Regions from separate parts of the Homo sapiens genome. Here region 2 is linked to region 1. A link is a contact called in ENCODE Hi-C or POLR2A ChIA-PET data. All regions are on one chromosome and are shown on one strand. The core of a region is the stretch at or near the end of the contact, and the rest is flanking DNA. Distances in the headings are between cores, read along the strand shown. Region 1 has its middle 75 kb from the start of MIR4432. Region 2 has its middle 44 kb from the start of REL-DT.

Evidence for each region. Hi-C counts contacts between places; a loop is a spot of excess contacts on that map. ChIA-PET counts read pairs that join two places held with the same protein, here RNA polymerase II (POLR2A). Pooled maps may share reads with other maps.
Region 2: a pooled map shows a loop between it and region 1 (4-fold over the local background). The contact joins two enhancer-like sites. A Hi-C loop is called at or near these places in 2 of 37 single-sample maps with no recorded cell type and 3 of 50 pooled maps. POLR2A ChIA-PET finds 5 or more read pairs at or near these places in 1 of 52 experiments (GM12878).

Annotation. Positions count from the first base shown.
Region 1 is chr2:60,308,226-60,315,756 of GRCh38, reverse strand. No RefSeq gene overlaps it. Among named protein-coding and RNA genes, the nearest start is that of MIR4432, 75 kb to the left of the region's middle. RefSeq lists an enhancer at 4,471-4,540. Within about 2 kb of position 4,101, at least 2 of the 41 ENCODE cell types and tissues checked have a DNase peak (open chromatin) inside an H3K27ac peak, as active enhancers do; they include GM12878, where a contact is called at or near this core.
Region 2 is chr2:60,833,531-60,841,061 of GRCh38, reverse strand. No RefSeq gene overlaps it. Among named protein-coding and RNA genes, the nearest start is that of REL-DT, 44 kb to the left of the region's middle. RefSeq lists enhancers at 6,464-6,583, 6,694-6,743, 6,774-6,833. Within about 2 kb of position 3,806, at least 2 of the 41 ENCODE cell types and tissues checked have a DNase peak (open chromatin) inside an H3K27ac peak, as active enhancers do; they include GM12878, where a contact is called at or near this core.

The DNA.
Region 1 (7,531 bases), core at 2,852-5,351:
CTGACTGATTAGTCTCTGGGTGAACAGTCTGGTGGGAAGACCACAGATTCCTGACCCCTGCACAGGTTTAACATGAAGCCCTCCAAGGAACCTTTCAGAACTGCAGCAATGACTTACGGTGGCTTCAGAGTGGGGTGAGCTTGAGTTCTAATCCTTGCTCTATCACTTATCAGATTATGAGAACTTCGGCAAGTTACCGACCTCTTTAAGCCTTGGTTTCCTCATCTATGAAATGGGGATAAGGCATATTTACCGTATGGGGTTTTTGTGAGAATGAAGAGTTCAGATGCTTGCACTGCTTGGCAGAGTGCTGGCATGTAGTTACCTTCCATAAGCGGCAGCCCTGGTAATAATATCATAAGTGATGATTATTGAGGTTGGGTACTAAACAGGATGTTGTTGTCTACAGATAGATGAAGGATAATTCAGGTTTTAAATAGCTTTATCATCCATGAAGCACTTGTTTCAACTTAAAGATCCTGGACGTTTGAGGAGAAGTTGTGTTTTATTTTGCAAATTGTCATATTGGATTTAAGATGATTGACATGTGCATCATATATATGTAGCATCATATATATGTATACACACATAGAAATATATATTTGTGCTATGCACACATCATTTTTTTCCTGACTACCAAGCTATTTTCAGTTATAACCCCCAAGCATAGGATACTAAAATTTATTTGTGTATCATGTCCTTTCTACATGAGATCACAGGATGATTTGCAGAGAGTCAGTGGCAAGCTGACAGGGAGAAAATGTTTTTGGGAGCAGGATTTGAAAGGGAAGTTACTGTGAGGCGAGGCTAGCCATCCATTTGTAAAGAGCACAGACGTGATTGGCATGGGCTGACGACTGAAAGAAAAATTCCCAAAACAGTTTGATTTTTAAGTTGAGTTTGAAGTTGAGTTTCACCATGAAAATTGTGAAAAGGAATGGGTTGAGTGTATCTCATTTTGAGGGAAACAATCTTACTGACCTTTTTATTTGGGAACTCACAACTAAGGGAACAGTAATGGGGGATTTGGGAAGTAATGTGAGCAAAGGTAGGAATTTCAGAGAGACCCGAGGCAACATGGAGTATTCTAGGTGAGGAAAAGGAAATATTAGAGGCAGAAAGATAAGAATGAGGTCACATATCAGATATTGGAATCAAAGTTAGGATGCTAGAATTCCTTTAATGATAGCAACAAAAAACAAGAAACAAACAAAAAACAAACAAACAAAAAAACCCAAACAGATAATACAGAAACAACCACAAAAACAGTTCTTTTAACCACAAGTTAGTGGTGTAGAATGAAGCCTTGAAATAGCAAGCTAAAAAAAAAAAAAAAAAGGTTATATCGAGCATCCCTTAAGAAACACAGAAGACTTTGAGACTAAAAGTAGATATAATTCTTAGCATGGAGGTAATGAATGACACATTCCAGAAAATGAAGAAAGGATGATAGACAAAGACATGCAGGTCCAGTCAGATCTTGTTTACGTGTTTCTTGGATTCAGTTATCCAAGATGTCAAATCTGGACCATAAGTGAGATGGTTCCAAAGCCTTACCCAATACAAGCAGCACCTGAGGTGGGCATCTTTCTGGTCCCTTGGTTCAGCTCATCTTGCAAAGGGTTCCTTTGCACTCCCTAAGTAAGAGATGAATTGAGGCCAGGTTGAGAAACAGGAAAAGGGAGAGAAACTTCTTGGAATTGCATGAGCAGAAACCATTCTTAGAAAGGCTGGCTGTCCTAATACAGTTAAGTGTGTAGGCATAATGCTCCCAGTGTTCCCAGAGGCTGAGTTGGAAGAAGCCACGTGGGAAATTGGAAATAGCGTGGCTCCTTTGTCCTTGCTATATTCTGCTCTGTTTTTCTTAGATGTTGGAAAACTCTCCTTGAATCCTGTCCTTCCACTGCTTATGAAAGCAGGGGATTACATTACCTCAGACCTCTTCTACAGTGAGAGAAGGTTGATTACAGTTATCAACTGGAATTGTGGAGAAAAATGAGAAAAGATTAGGCATCTATAACAAGAAAAAGGCAGAGCATGAGTCTGTAGGGCAGGGCAGCTGCTAGCCAGGTGGAAGTGAAAGTCTAGGTGCAAGTGGTCTGGGAGGTGGAGGCTGACCCTGCTGGTAGAAGCTCAAACCTGCATTAGGGAAAGGAAACTCGGACACTGTTTTCTCCTCTCTGTCCACAAATGAGGAATAATAGAGCCATTTTCTGTTCTTATTCTGGGGATAGGGTGTGTCCCAAGAGAGGTCACATTCTAAGACCCTGTCCAGTTTGAACTGAGGCATGACCATCTTGATCAGTCGTAGGAGATTTCTATGAGGAAGTGAGATGGGAAAGGGTAGGGCCTCTTATCCTAATATACTCAAATTGGTAACATTAATTATCCATCAGATAAGAAATCAGGGCCTCGCCTGGCATCTCTGACAGCAGTAGGATGGGAGCTCTCTGGAGGTTTCCAGCTGCCTCGATGGCGGCTGGCTGTGGGTGATTCCTGGACCAGGTGCTGGGAGCATTCTACAAGATCACCTAGGGTAGTGCCTGATGAGAATGAGGTGTTGGTAAAATGGAGCTGTCTCATTGTGCTTCGACACTTAATTGTACACTGTCTCTTCAATGACAAAGTGAAGCCTTGAGGGTAGGCCCCATATCTGCACATTAAAATTCCTCAGGATCTCTTACTAAACTGGCATGCAGTAGCCAGAAATGTAGCCGGTGAAACTTTGTTGTTTAGCTATTTAAGTGGTGAGGGAAGGAGAAGAGGTCCCAGAAAAAAATCTCCCAGCCATTGGGAAGGGAGGTGTTCGTGGTGGTGGGGAGAGGACTTGTGGGTGGTTAAGCTTATTACCCTGATTAACTTGGTTAGCTTGTTACCCTGATTAACTTTATCCAAGTGTTTCATATGCTTAGAGCTTATCTGATCTCCACATGGGCCATGAAAGCTACTGGGGCTGGGAACTCCTGCCCATTACCAATTAGAACTGGGGTTATGACTAAAAACAAAAGAGCTTTACTTTGTGTAGCACTCCACCATTTTCATTTTCATTTTCTTTTCTTTTCTTTTCTTTTTCTTTTTTTTTTTTTTGAGATGGAGTTTCACTCTTGTTGCCCAGGCTGGAGTGCAATGGTGTGATCTTGGCTCACTGCAACCTCTGCTTCCTGGGTTTAAGCGATTCTCCTGTCTCAGCCTCCTGAGTAGCTGGGATTACAGGCAAGGGCTACCACGCCTGGGTAATTTTTGTATTTTTAATAGGGATGGGGTTTCATCATGTTGGTCGGGCTGGTCTTGAACTCCTGACCTCAGGTGATCCACTGGCCTCAGCCTCCCAAAGTGCTGGGATTACAGGCATGAGCCACTGCACCTGGCCCACCATTTTTATTTTCTTACTTTCTTTTAAAATAGTTTTTAAATTAAGGTATGACTAACATACAAAAAAGCTATAAATATTTAATGTACACAGTTATCCCTCGGTATCCTTGGGGGATTGGTTCCAGGACCACTACAGAGACCAAAATCTGGGGATGCCCAAGTCCCCTATATAAAACAATGTGGTATTTGCATATCACCTATTCACATCCTCCTGCATACTTTAAATCATCTCTAGATTACATATAATACCTATTACAATGTAAATGCTATGTAAATAGATATAAATATAGCATATTTTTAAATTTGTATTTTAAAATTGCTGTATTGTTATTTTTTATTGCTTTTTTTCCCAAAAATTTTTGGCAGGTGGTTGGATGAATCTGAGGATGTGGAACCCGTGGATATGGAGGGCTGACTCAATGCCTTGATGAGCTTGAAGATAAGTATATACCCCCGAAACCACCACCACAAACAATGCCATAAACTTAACCACTGCCTCTAAAAGTTTCCTCTCTCCTTTTTTCTACAATAAGGATATTTAACATAAGATCTACCCTCTTAACAAATGTTTAAGTGTATAATATAGTATTGTTAACTATATGCACTGTGTCGTACAGTAGCTCTCTAGGATTTACTCATCTTGCATAACTGAAACCATGTATCTTTTGATCAACACTTCTCCAGTTCCCCCTCCTCCCAGCCCCTAGTAAGACTATTTTAGATTCCTCATATAAGTGAGCACTTCACTGTTTTCAAACTGCATTTGTAAAGTTGATCTCCAGGTAGAGTTGCAAGATAAAGTACAGGACACTCAACTACATTTGCATTTCAGATAAACAACAAATAATTTTTAAATATTGCATGGTTCATACCTAGACCAAAAAATTTTGTTGTTTATCTGAATCTCAAACGTAGTTGGGCATCCGGTATTTTTTGTTGTTGTTGTTGTTATTGTTGTTAAATCTGGCAATATTATCTCCAGGCAGAAGACTAGAATTGTGGTTAAAGCACAAACACTGCTAACATAGAAGTGGTTAGTACTTCAAGCTCTGCAGCTTATTAACTTGGTGTCTTTGGGGAAGATTTCTTTTCTTTTGAGTTGGAGTCTTGCTCTTATTGCCCAGGCTATAGTGCAATGGCGTGATCTTAGCTCACTGCAACCTCTGCCTCCAGGGTTCAAGTGATTCTCTTGCCTCAGCCTCCAGAGTAGCTGAGATTACAGGTGCCTGCCACCACGCCCGAGTGATTTTTGTATTTTTAGTAGAGATGGGGTTTCAACATGTTGGCCAGGCTGGTCTCAAACTCCTCACCTCAAGTGATCCACCCGCCTTGGCCTCCCAAAGTGCTGGGATTATAGGTGTGAGCCACTGAGCCCAGGCTTCTTCTTCTTCTTTTTTTTTTTCCCTTGCAACCATAATTTTCTTGTGTGTCTATCACGCATTGTGTGCCAGGCTGTGCTGTGAGAACTTCATGAGATAATGCACATACAGGCTCAACACATAGTGCTTGCTAAGAAAGGTATCGTTATTCTCTCATTCAAGCCTAGCACAAAAGACATGTGAGGAAGACACTGAGTCTTCATTTTAGAGAGGAGGAAACTGAGGCTCAAGGTTGTGAAGAATCCTGGTGAGGCTGATTTGAACCTGGATTCCAGAATCCTGCTCTTTTCTCCTTAGGCGGCTGGTGGGAAATTGCCAGGTGATTTCCAGGCCAGGGCCTTGCATTGTAGACTGCCAGTTCAGATGTCTTAGATGGGACTCAGAAGGTGGGATTGAAAGGGGCAGTGGTGCAAACCCAGTGGAAATGGTTGCTAAACACAAAAGACAAGTAGGCGGTGTCTTCTTGGGCCAAACTCCCCAGTAAGCTGCTATCAGTAGCATTTGCTCAGGAGTGAAACACACACAAAGTCTGTTCCTGAGAACTGCTAAGCAAGTGAACTTCCCCTTCCCTTGGGTCAGCACTTTCCCTCTCAGGGAGGCCTGGAGCCCTTGGGAGCCTCTTGCTTCTGTGATCCCTCTCCAGCCCCATGGAGGAGGGATGCTGGCTTGAGTTCCCCATGTGGGGGTGGCAGCTGGCCTTCGCCACGGCTCCCACCTAATGAAAACATTGCAAGATGGACAAAGCATAAAGCAAAGCAGAGACACTGATGTGTGGGCAGGTGTGGGCAAAAAAAAAAAAATAAAAAATAAAGTTCCAGCACGCAAAGTTGAATTGCTGACACATGGGGTATCTTAATAGTGTGGGAAAAGGGGATTATGAGATCAAAGGCCATGATAAGAGGGAGATTATTTAATCACAACTCTGCCACAAAGAGGGACAGTCATATAGGAAGAGCAGGCACTTACACATGCCCATTTCTTTGATTTCAAAGTGTGAAACACTCCACCAGATTCCACACAACCTGCTCCCACTCCTGACTCCCCAACCCTCCCGCCCCTGCTGCCTCCCACCACTGCCTGCTTTTGCTGGTAGAATGCAAGACCTCTAGTGCACACCAAATTTGCTTCCCTGGGATTTTATTTCCAACTCATATTTTTATTTTTTCATAGCTAAGTGTTTTTCTCTGGCTTTTGAACATCCTGGCTTTTGCTTGAAGTCTCAGCCCATGTTCTTTATTTGGTGGTAACATTAGGAGTCAATTTGGAGGTTTTAAACAAATTATTATTATTTCATTTTTTAAGAAAAGGAAACCGGTTTGCCAGCATTATTGCTAATTCTTAAAATTCAAAGCAGTTTGTTAGAGACTGTTCTTTGGTCTTGGAGATGGAGCCGAGTTTGGTTTATAGCCCGTTGTCTTCACACCCATCTTGGTGACTAATACTGTAAGATGGATTTCCTTTTTTTTTTTTCCTTCCTTGAAGTGGGTTTCAAATTCCCAAAGAATTTCTGGGAGGGGAAAAAATCCTTTAATTGAAAGCAAGAGAAAACAAAACAATAAAAACATAAGAGAGCGACAGAAATATCATGTTTAATGAAACCAAGTTCCATCCCTGCAGATGGAGGCACAGAATGACCTAAAGATAGAAAAACAAGTTTCTTTTATGTGCCTTTTAAAGCTCGGTTTTATTTTGAGGGTTGCCTGTGTGACTGACCAGAGCCTCACCGAGCCCTTTAGAGAGCAGGCAAGAGGAGTCCAGCCGCCCTCCACCTCCTTCGAGTCTCCCAGGCATAATGCACACTCAGACACTTTCCTCCTGGGGCCTCAGTTTCTTCTTTGTAAATGGGCAGATTCTTGTCTACCTCCATGAGTTTTTGTAGGATTCTTGGAGATGAGTTAAGGAAAGTTCTTGGCACAATGTCTGGCCCTTTTGAAATGATGCTGGCTATTCTTGTGGCCTGATCTTCCCCACCTGTGAGGCTCTGTGTGCAGGCAGACCATAATCTTCCATCGAGTAGGGCTGGGCTTTGCACACCTGAGAGGCCTCCTGGGCCCTGATGATACCCGTGGACTGAACAAGTAACCAAGAATAACAGAATCATTCAGGCAGGTTTCTTAAAATAAACTAAGAAAGAAACCCTGAACATCCTTTTTAAACAAATTAGGCAAAACACAGAAAAATAAAACAAATTTTTAAAACTCCACAAATCTGTAATTAACTCTATTTCATTAGTAATTAATGACTTGAAAGTTTTCCTATTCTGCTGTCAATTCTTGCATCTCTTTGAAAACCTTTCTGTCTTTTCCACCTTCTATCTATGGAATTACTCTCCCAGAAGGTTGAGAGGACTTGGGTATGTTTTGAGGCTAGAAATGGATTTGACCCTTATCCATTAGAAAAGGGGCCGGGTACAGTGGCTCATGCCTGTAATCCCAGCACTTCAGGAGGCTGAAGCAGGCGGATCACCTGCCATCAGGGGTTTGAGACCAGCCTGGCCGACATGGCGAAACTCCATCTCTACTAAAAATACTAAAATTAGCTGGTCTTGGTGGCAGGTGCCTGTAATCCCAGCTACGCGGGAGGCTGAGGCAGGAGAATTGCTTGAATCCAGGAGGCAGAGGTTGCAGTGAGCTGAGATCACGCCACTGCACTCCAGCCTGGGTGACAAGAGTGAAACTCCATCTCAAAAAAAAAAAAAAAAAAAAAAAAAAACACACACAAGAAGAAGAAGAAGAAGAAGAAGAAGAAGAAGAAGAAGAAAAGGGCACTGAGGCTCTAAT
Region 2 (7,531 bases), core at 2,557-5,056, 530 kb before region 1:
CTCTGTGAAGCAGAACTCGGGCCTCTAGCGTCTGCTAGTCTAGATCTAAAGGTGTTTCCTGAGGGACAGTTTGGCCTGGCATGCAGGTACCTCTGCAGACCACAACAGTGCACCGAAAACACCCCCTCCCAGCACGCACACAAGTCTGGCTCCTCAGCCAAACATCAAACACCAACACTGCTGCCCATGCCAGATGCCAAGTGAGATAATGTGTGTTATACCCTTAGTGTGTTACAAAGAGAAAAGATTAATAAATGTTAGCTATCCTTATCTTCATTATCTAAATAAGGCATGTGGATCTCTTTTCATTTAAACTCACAAAATACCTGCTTAGAAGGCCTATCATGGTTGTTTCATCTTGAATTTTGTAACCATCAACTTTCATGTGAAGCCAGTGAGGGACCACTCACAGTCATGAGGGATGTTCTAAGCCAGCAGTTCTTAAAATGTGTATCACACGGGATCTTGTTAGAAATGTAAACTCTGGGCCCGGCACGGTGGCTCACGCCTGTAATCCCAGCACTTTGGGAGGCCGAGGCAGGCGGATCACGAGGTCAGGAGATTGAGACCATCCTGGCTAACACAGTGAAACCCCGTCTCTACTAAAAATACAAAAAATCAGCTGGGCGTGGTGGGCACCTGTAGTCCCAGCTACTCGGGAGGCTGAGGCAGGAGAATGGCGTGAACCCGGAAGGCGGAGCTTGCAGTGAGCCGAGATCACGCCACTGCACTCCAGCCTGGGTGACAGAGCAAGACTCCGTCTCAAAAAAAAGAAAAGAAAAGAAATGCAAACTCCGCTAGGCCTGGCGGCTTGTGCCTGTAATCCCAGTGCTTTAGGAGGCTAAGGTGGGAGAATTCTTCAGCTCAGGAGTTCAAGACCAGCCTGGGGAACATAGTGAGACCGCCCCCCACTGCCCCCACTCCACCACTTCCCTGCTCATAAATGAATGAGTAAAAAGAAATGCAAATTCTTTATTTTATTTATTGTTTTTGAGACAGGGTCTCACTCTGTTGCCCAGGCTGGAGTGCAGTAGCTCCATCTCGGCTCACTGCAGCCTCCATCTCCTGGGTTCAAGTGATTCTCCTGCCTCAGCCTCCCGAGTAGCTGGGATTACAGGCACCTGCCACCATGCCCAGCTGATTTTTGTATTTTTAGTAGAGGTGGGGTTTCACCATGTTGGCCAGGCTGATCTGGAACTCGTGGCCTCAAGCCATCCACCCGCCTCAGCCTCCCAAAGTGCTGGGACTACAGGTATGAGCCACCATGCCCAGCCAAGAAATGCAAATTCTTGAGGCCTACCTCAGTACTACTATATCAAAAACCCTGGAGGTGGTGCCCAGCCACCCATTTTCACAAGGCCCCCTGTGTTTCTGATGCATGCTCAGGTTTAAGAACTGCTGCTCTAAGCCTTCAGCCTCTCGAGCTTGTTGGAAATGCATGACCTCAGGCCCCACCCCAGATGACTGATTTAGAATCCCCAGGTCATTCAGATGCACATTAGAGCTTGAAAAGCACTGCTCTCGACTGTCCCCCACGGTCAGATTAGAATTAGAGCACCAGAAAGGGGTACTCTTAGATCAAAGCTTCTCGGCACCCCACAGAAATGCTGTCACAAGACAACAATTTAGGTGTAAGAAATCAACACATGAAAGACATTTCTGTATCTGTGAAAAAGAATTTTACTGCCATTCACCATCCCTGGATAAAGATTCTGTCAGCTTTCTTAGAGTTTAGAGCAAGCACGTGTGTCCTTTTTTAGAAAAGAAGGTGAAGTTATGAAACTCATGATACCTAAATTGCCAGGACACTTTCATTTTAGCTCAATTCTTTTTTTATTTTTTGAGATGGAGTCTCGCTCTATTGCCCAGGTTGGAGTGTAGTGGCGTGGTCTCGGCTCACTGCAACCTCCGCCTCCTGGGTTCAAGTGATTCTCCTGCCTCAGCTTCCCGAGTAGCTGGGATTACAGGTGCCCGCCACCATGCCTGGCTAATTTTTGTATTTTTAGTAGAGACAGGGTTTCACCATGTTGGCCAGGCTGGTTTTGAACTTCTGACCTCAAGTGATCTGCCTGCCTCGGCCTCCCAAAGTGCTAGGATTACAGACATGAGCTACGGCGCCCAGCATTTTAGCTCAATTCTAAGAAATATTCTTAGTCTAGGTTTTCTCATATAGCTCTCTCTTCTCTTGCTTAAAGTGATCTTTGCTTTCCATTCTTGTTTTAACAATCTATTATGGCTGCATTTTTTAAATAAGTAGCTTCAAATATTGTGTGAGAACATAAGGAGAAATATCTTTTCCTCACCCATCGCTAGGTTTACAGTGGAGAAAGCTCTATAACAAAAGACAGATTAACAAGAGAAAAACATGCAAATTTATTTGGTATGTTTTATGTGACACAGGGGCCTTTTAAGCAAATGAATACCCAAAGAAACAGACTTGTGTATTATTGCTGGCTTTGATGAAGAGTGGACGGTCATGGAGAAATATAACAGGACAAAGGGGATATGATCTAATGATAATAAACTGCAGGGAGCTTAGCAACATACGTTTGTTCAAATTCTTCTTTGTGTTCCTATGTCTTCAGAGATAAGAATGTTCCTTTCTTCTGACCGGGCACGGCACGGTGGCTCACTCTTGTAATCCCAGAACTTTGGGAGGCTGAGGTGGGCAAATCGCTTGAGCCCTGGAGTTCGAGACCAGCCTAGACAACATGGTGAAACCCTGTCTCTACTAAAAATACAAAAATTAGCCAGGCTTGGTGGCACATGCCTGTAATCCCAGCTACTTGAGAGGCTGAGGCAGGAAAATCACTTGAACCCAGGAGGCAGAGGTTGCAGTGAGCTGAGATCGCGCCACTGCACTCCAGCCTGGGTGACAGAGTGAGACTCTGTCTCAAAAAAAAAAAAAAAAAAAAGAAAAGAAAAAAGACTGTTCCTTTCTTCTGGATATAGGGAGGGCACCTCTTGAATAAAAGTCTTATGATCTGCTTCAGGGCAGAAGGGCAGGGAAGGGTCAGAGAGACCTTCCAGTAAATGGCTTCTCAAATTCCTTCAGCTTGAAATACTCAGTGTGCCAAGGTGCTGTATTTTGGGGATACCATGTCCTGAACCACATCAGGGCTACTAAGAAATGAATGTCTGTGCTATGTCTTGAAGCATCTCTGCCTGGATAGAGCACAGTGACCCCAAGAGCTCCATTCAGATTCCCTTTGCTCCATGAAGTGTTCCTGCTGTTCCCTGGACAGCTGTAATTAATATGGCCCCAGATAACACAGTTTGTGATTTATCATTATACATCACACTCTGCCTTATATTTTGAGGTATGTTTGTAAAGTGCTTAGGGTAGTGTAGGAACATACTACACACTCAAATGATGATGATGGCCATTATTATTGCTGTTGTTTATGTATATATATGTGTCATTCCTACTCAACTGTAAGCCTTGTTGGGGTGAGGAGAGGACCTTATTTACTGATGGATTCCCAAGCGAGCCTGGTTTATGCTGCACTCATAACAGTTTCTTACATATAACATTAATGAGAATAAATATTAGAGTACTTTGAAAAGGAAGACATGATTTATTATCATGAATTGGAGCATTGGGTCTCAGCTAATCCTATCCAAAAGAAGCTGTTTGACCAACAAGAGCACCACATCCCCTAGCCTCAGCCCCAGAGGGCAGCAGAAAAAAAAAGGAAGTGAAGGATAAATGTCACCGAAATTCTCAGTGAAACAGAAGAAACTCTGACCAAAACCAAAATGGAACCCACTGAAAATGTTAATGGTCATTTTTAGTAAGTCACAAGAAGGTTAAGAAATGCTATTTTAATAAGTAGAACAATTTCATTTTCCATATAGCCTTGGAAATTGAGATCTAGATGGTTTCTTTTACCTAGTCTCACATCAACTTTGCACCTCTTTAGCTGAAAGCAATATGGTTTCGCCTTCATAACTTGTGGAAAAAAAGAAGCAAAAGGGATAATATCTTAAGTAATTGTTTACAAGAGAAAAGCACGTTGGAAGTGAATGTTATATGTAGGATTATCCAACATAGTATTCTGGGAGGAAAAAGTTCAGACAGGAGAAGAAAATTGAGCAAAGAATAAGTTTGCATGATGTATAGAAGCAGGTTCATGGAGAAACCAATAAAGTCTGAGCCCCAGCTTCTTCCAACACCCCAAGAGGGGCCCTAGCGATTTTGTGTTTACAATTATGCATTAGTGTTCATGAAAAGGGCTTCCTAAGGTGCATACGTTTCAGGCTCTATAAAACTTGAACCACTCCTGATGAAATGCCTGTAAATTTGTGTAGCTCTTGTTTCTCAGCTTTACCTTTTTGCAATCATTTAGCTCTGCCTTGCTAAATGAAGTGATGCAACAACTGGGGACTTGGCCATAAGGAAGAAGGTCCTTGGAGAACTGCTATTTGGGGAGATTATCACAGCTGAGTTCAAAGTAGTAAAATGTGGACACTAGTATGGTTTTCATCAAGGATTATCATTGTACTTCTAGGGTAGTGATTCCCAACCAGGGGCAAATTCTACCCCCAGCGGGGAGGGCTGCTACTGGCATCTAGTGGGTAGAGGCCAAGGATACTGCTAAACATCTTATAATCCACAGGGCAACCTCCACAGCAAAGAATTATCTGGCACCATATCTGGTTAGTGCTGAGGTTTAGAAACTGTTCTAGGGTGCTCCTTTTACTACAAGTCAATTGACAATCCAAGTTGTCAAAATGAATGACCAGCAGCGTAAGGTAACATCTCAAAGGCATTCTGTCTCAAAGGCATTTGTTGGGTCTGTCATAAACCATTGTTCATCATATATCTGGCTCTTCCTTCTGTACACACACATAGGAAGGTTGTTAGGGCAGTGACTTGAACGAAAACTGGTGGAAACCTGTCTGATGCTAACGGCTGCGAAACAGGGAGTCCTAGAATTACAGGCACCGGAGTGGTGCTTTGTTGTGCAAACCCTGATCAAAAGATCAGCCTCCCTAAAACTAGAGTTTAGACACTTCCTTCACGGATGTGAATGTCCACACAATGTTAATGGAAATGTCAATCCCTCTCCCCAGCTGCTGAGATCCCACTCCCAGGCTGCTGAACCCTACCAGTTAAAGTCCCAGAGTTACCAATGGACTGCCCCAAATTCCTGCCCTTGGACCTTTGCTGGTCCTTTACCACCTCATGGCCTTCCTTCTAGTCCCCTTCTGACTATCTCTGTAATAGTCCCATGGCGGCTCATTTCCCCAAAGCCCCTAAACCATCCTTTCCCTGTTACCCTTCTGTGGATGCCTACACCTCCTGCTTCCCTGAGATGAGTTACAGTAGTAATCACAGCTGCTACCATGTATGCAGCAGCCATAAGCACTAGGCTGGCGCCATAACTACACTTCATCTGCGAGGCGAGTATCAATAACCTTGTCTTGCAGATGATGAATCCCGGGTTTAAAGAGGCAACTTCCTCCAAGTCACAATGCAGGCACTTGGTCCTCCAAGTCACAATGCAGGCACTTGGTCCCAGGACTGCCTGGCTCCAGTAGGAACTCCCTATGCTTACTTCTCTCCTCTCCCCAGAAAAATCTGTTTTTATATTGATCCCTGGATTTATTTTTTCTTTCTTTCTTTCTTTCTTTCTTTCTTTCTTTCTTTCTTTCTTTCTTTCTTTCTTTCTTTCTTTCTTTCTTTCTTTCTTTTTCTTCTTCTTTTTGAGATGGAGTCTTGCTTTGTGGCCCAGCTGGAGTGCAGTGGAGCAATCTCAGCTCACTGCAACCTCTGCCTCCCAGGTTTAAGTGATTCTCCTGCCTCAGCCTCCTGAGTAGCTGGGATTACAGGCATGCACCACCACGCCTGGCTCATTGTTTTTTTGTATTTTTAGTACAGTTGGGGTTTTGCCATGTGGGCCAGGCTGGTCTCGAACTCCTGACCTCAGGTGATCTGCCCACCTCGGCCTCCCAAAGTGCTGGGATTATAGGCGTGAGCAACCGTGCCCGGCCAATCCCTGGATTTTAGATGAGGAAAAGTTCTTTCAAACCAAAGTTGACTCCTCCATCTTGATCTTGTTCTGCTGTCTCCCACTGTCCTTCACTCTGTCTTTTATCTATCACAGCCTCCTAGCTCCTCTCTAGCGGCTCCTTCCTTTACAAATGCACCCCCGACCCTGCTTCACGAGCAAAGTCCTGCCTCATCTGCTTCCTTTGCTTCACTGTCAACTTGTCAAAGGTAAGAGGGTCTCAGTTTGGCCACTCGTCTGCTCCCTCATTCATTTCCTGTCCTGTCCATGAACAAAGTCTTGCTCTCTTCCCTGGCCCCGTGCCTCAGGATGGTGATTTGTCTGTGTACCCTTGGGACCCTCTGCTCTCTCTGGATGGAGACCATGTCTACCTCCCACCCTTTTGTTTCTCAGTGCCTGGGACAGTGCCCTGAAGAGTGTGCGTGATGGGGATGACCTCACATTCAGACCAAGGCAAAAACCAGATAAACCCCTCCCTCCCAGGGGGCCAGGGAGATGGCTGAAGCAGGGCTCCTAGGGAAATTCCTTCGGGCTGGAGCTCTATTCAACAGAATGACAACACACTATTGACATATTTAGAGCAGTGATTACCTCATGGAAATACCCTATTTTCACCAGGGACTGAGATCCAAGCTTCATATCTAAATGTCATGTATCTCTTCACTATAACTGAGGCTCTGAGAAAACAGAAACACATGACTACATACTAGGGGATTCAATTCCTGTTTTTCCTTCCTGTTTGTCCTCTTCTAAAATAAAAAAAAGAAACTTCTTGGTATTGTTATCCTGAGGGTATATTACTCCTACATATGTGGAGATAAAGTTAAATGAAACAAGTAGTTTCTGAGCTGTTGGCAGTAAAGGCCATCCATTTTTAAAAGGAAATTAAGTAACATCTAAATCTATATTTGATGGCAAAGATCCCTGCTCTGGGTAATTCCATTCTCATACCCTCTCCACTGAAATGTCTGTAGGAATTTCCATAAGTTGGTATTAGGCTTCTGTCTAACCTTCATCCATCTATCTACTGGTTCATTCCTTAATTCAATAAATCTTTATCCAACCTGTATGCTCAGTCATTGGACAAGAGAGAAGAAAGACACTGTGCCTGTTCTCAAAGAGCGAAGTCTAACGTGGCACCTACAATTCAGGGTGACAGGTGCTGGATAAGAGAAATGTAGGGTGTGGCAGGAACATCCACATAGACGCTGACCCCAGACTTGGGGGCAGCCAGTCAGGGACAGTTTCTAGGAGAAAGTAACATCTAAGGTAAACTCTAAAAGCGGTAGGTGAAGGTGGAAGGGGTCAGGTTGCGAGGAGAGGCTGACCAAACAAGAGAGAATAACGTTTAGAAGGCCCAGGTCAAGGGAGAGAGAAACAGAGACAGAAAGACAGAAGAGAGTTTTAAGGGACCAACAAGTTAATGCTTACTGGATCAGAGAAGAGGAGATGAATGGAGAAAGATTCAGGCACATGAAGTGGGTGCCATTATCATCCCCACATCGCAGATGTGGAAC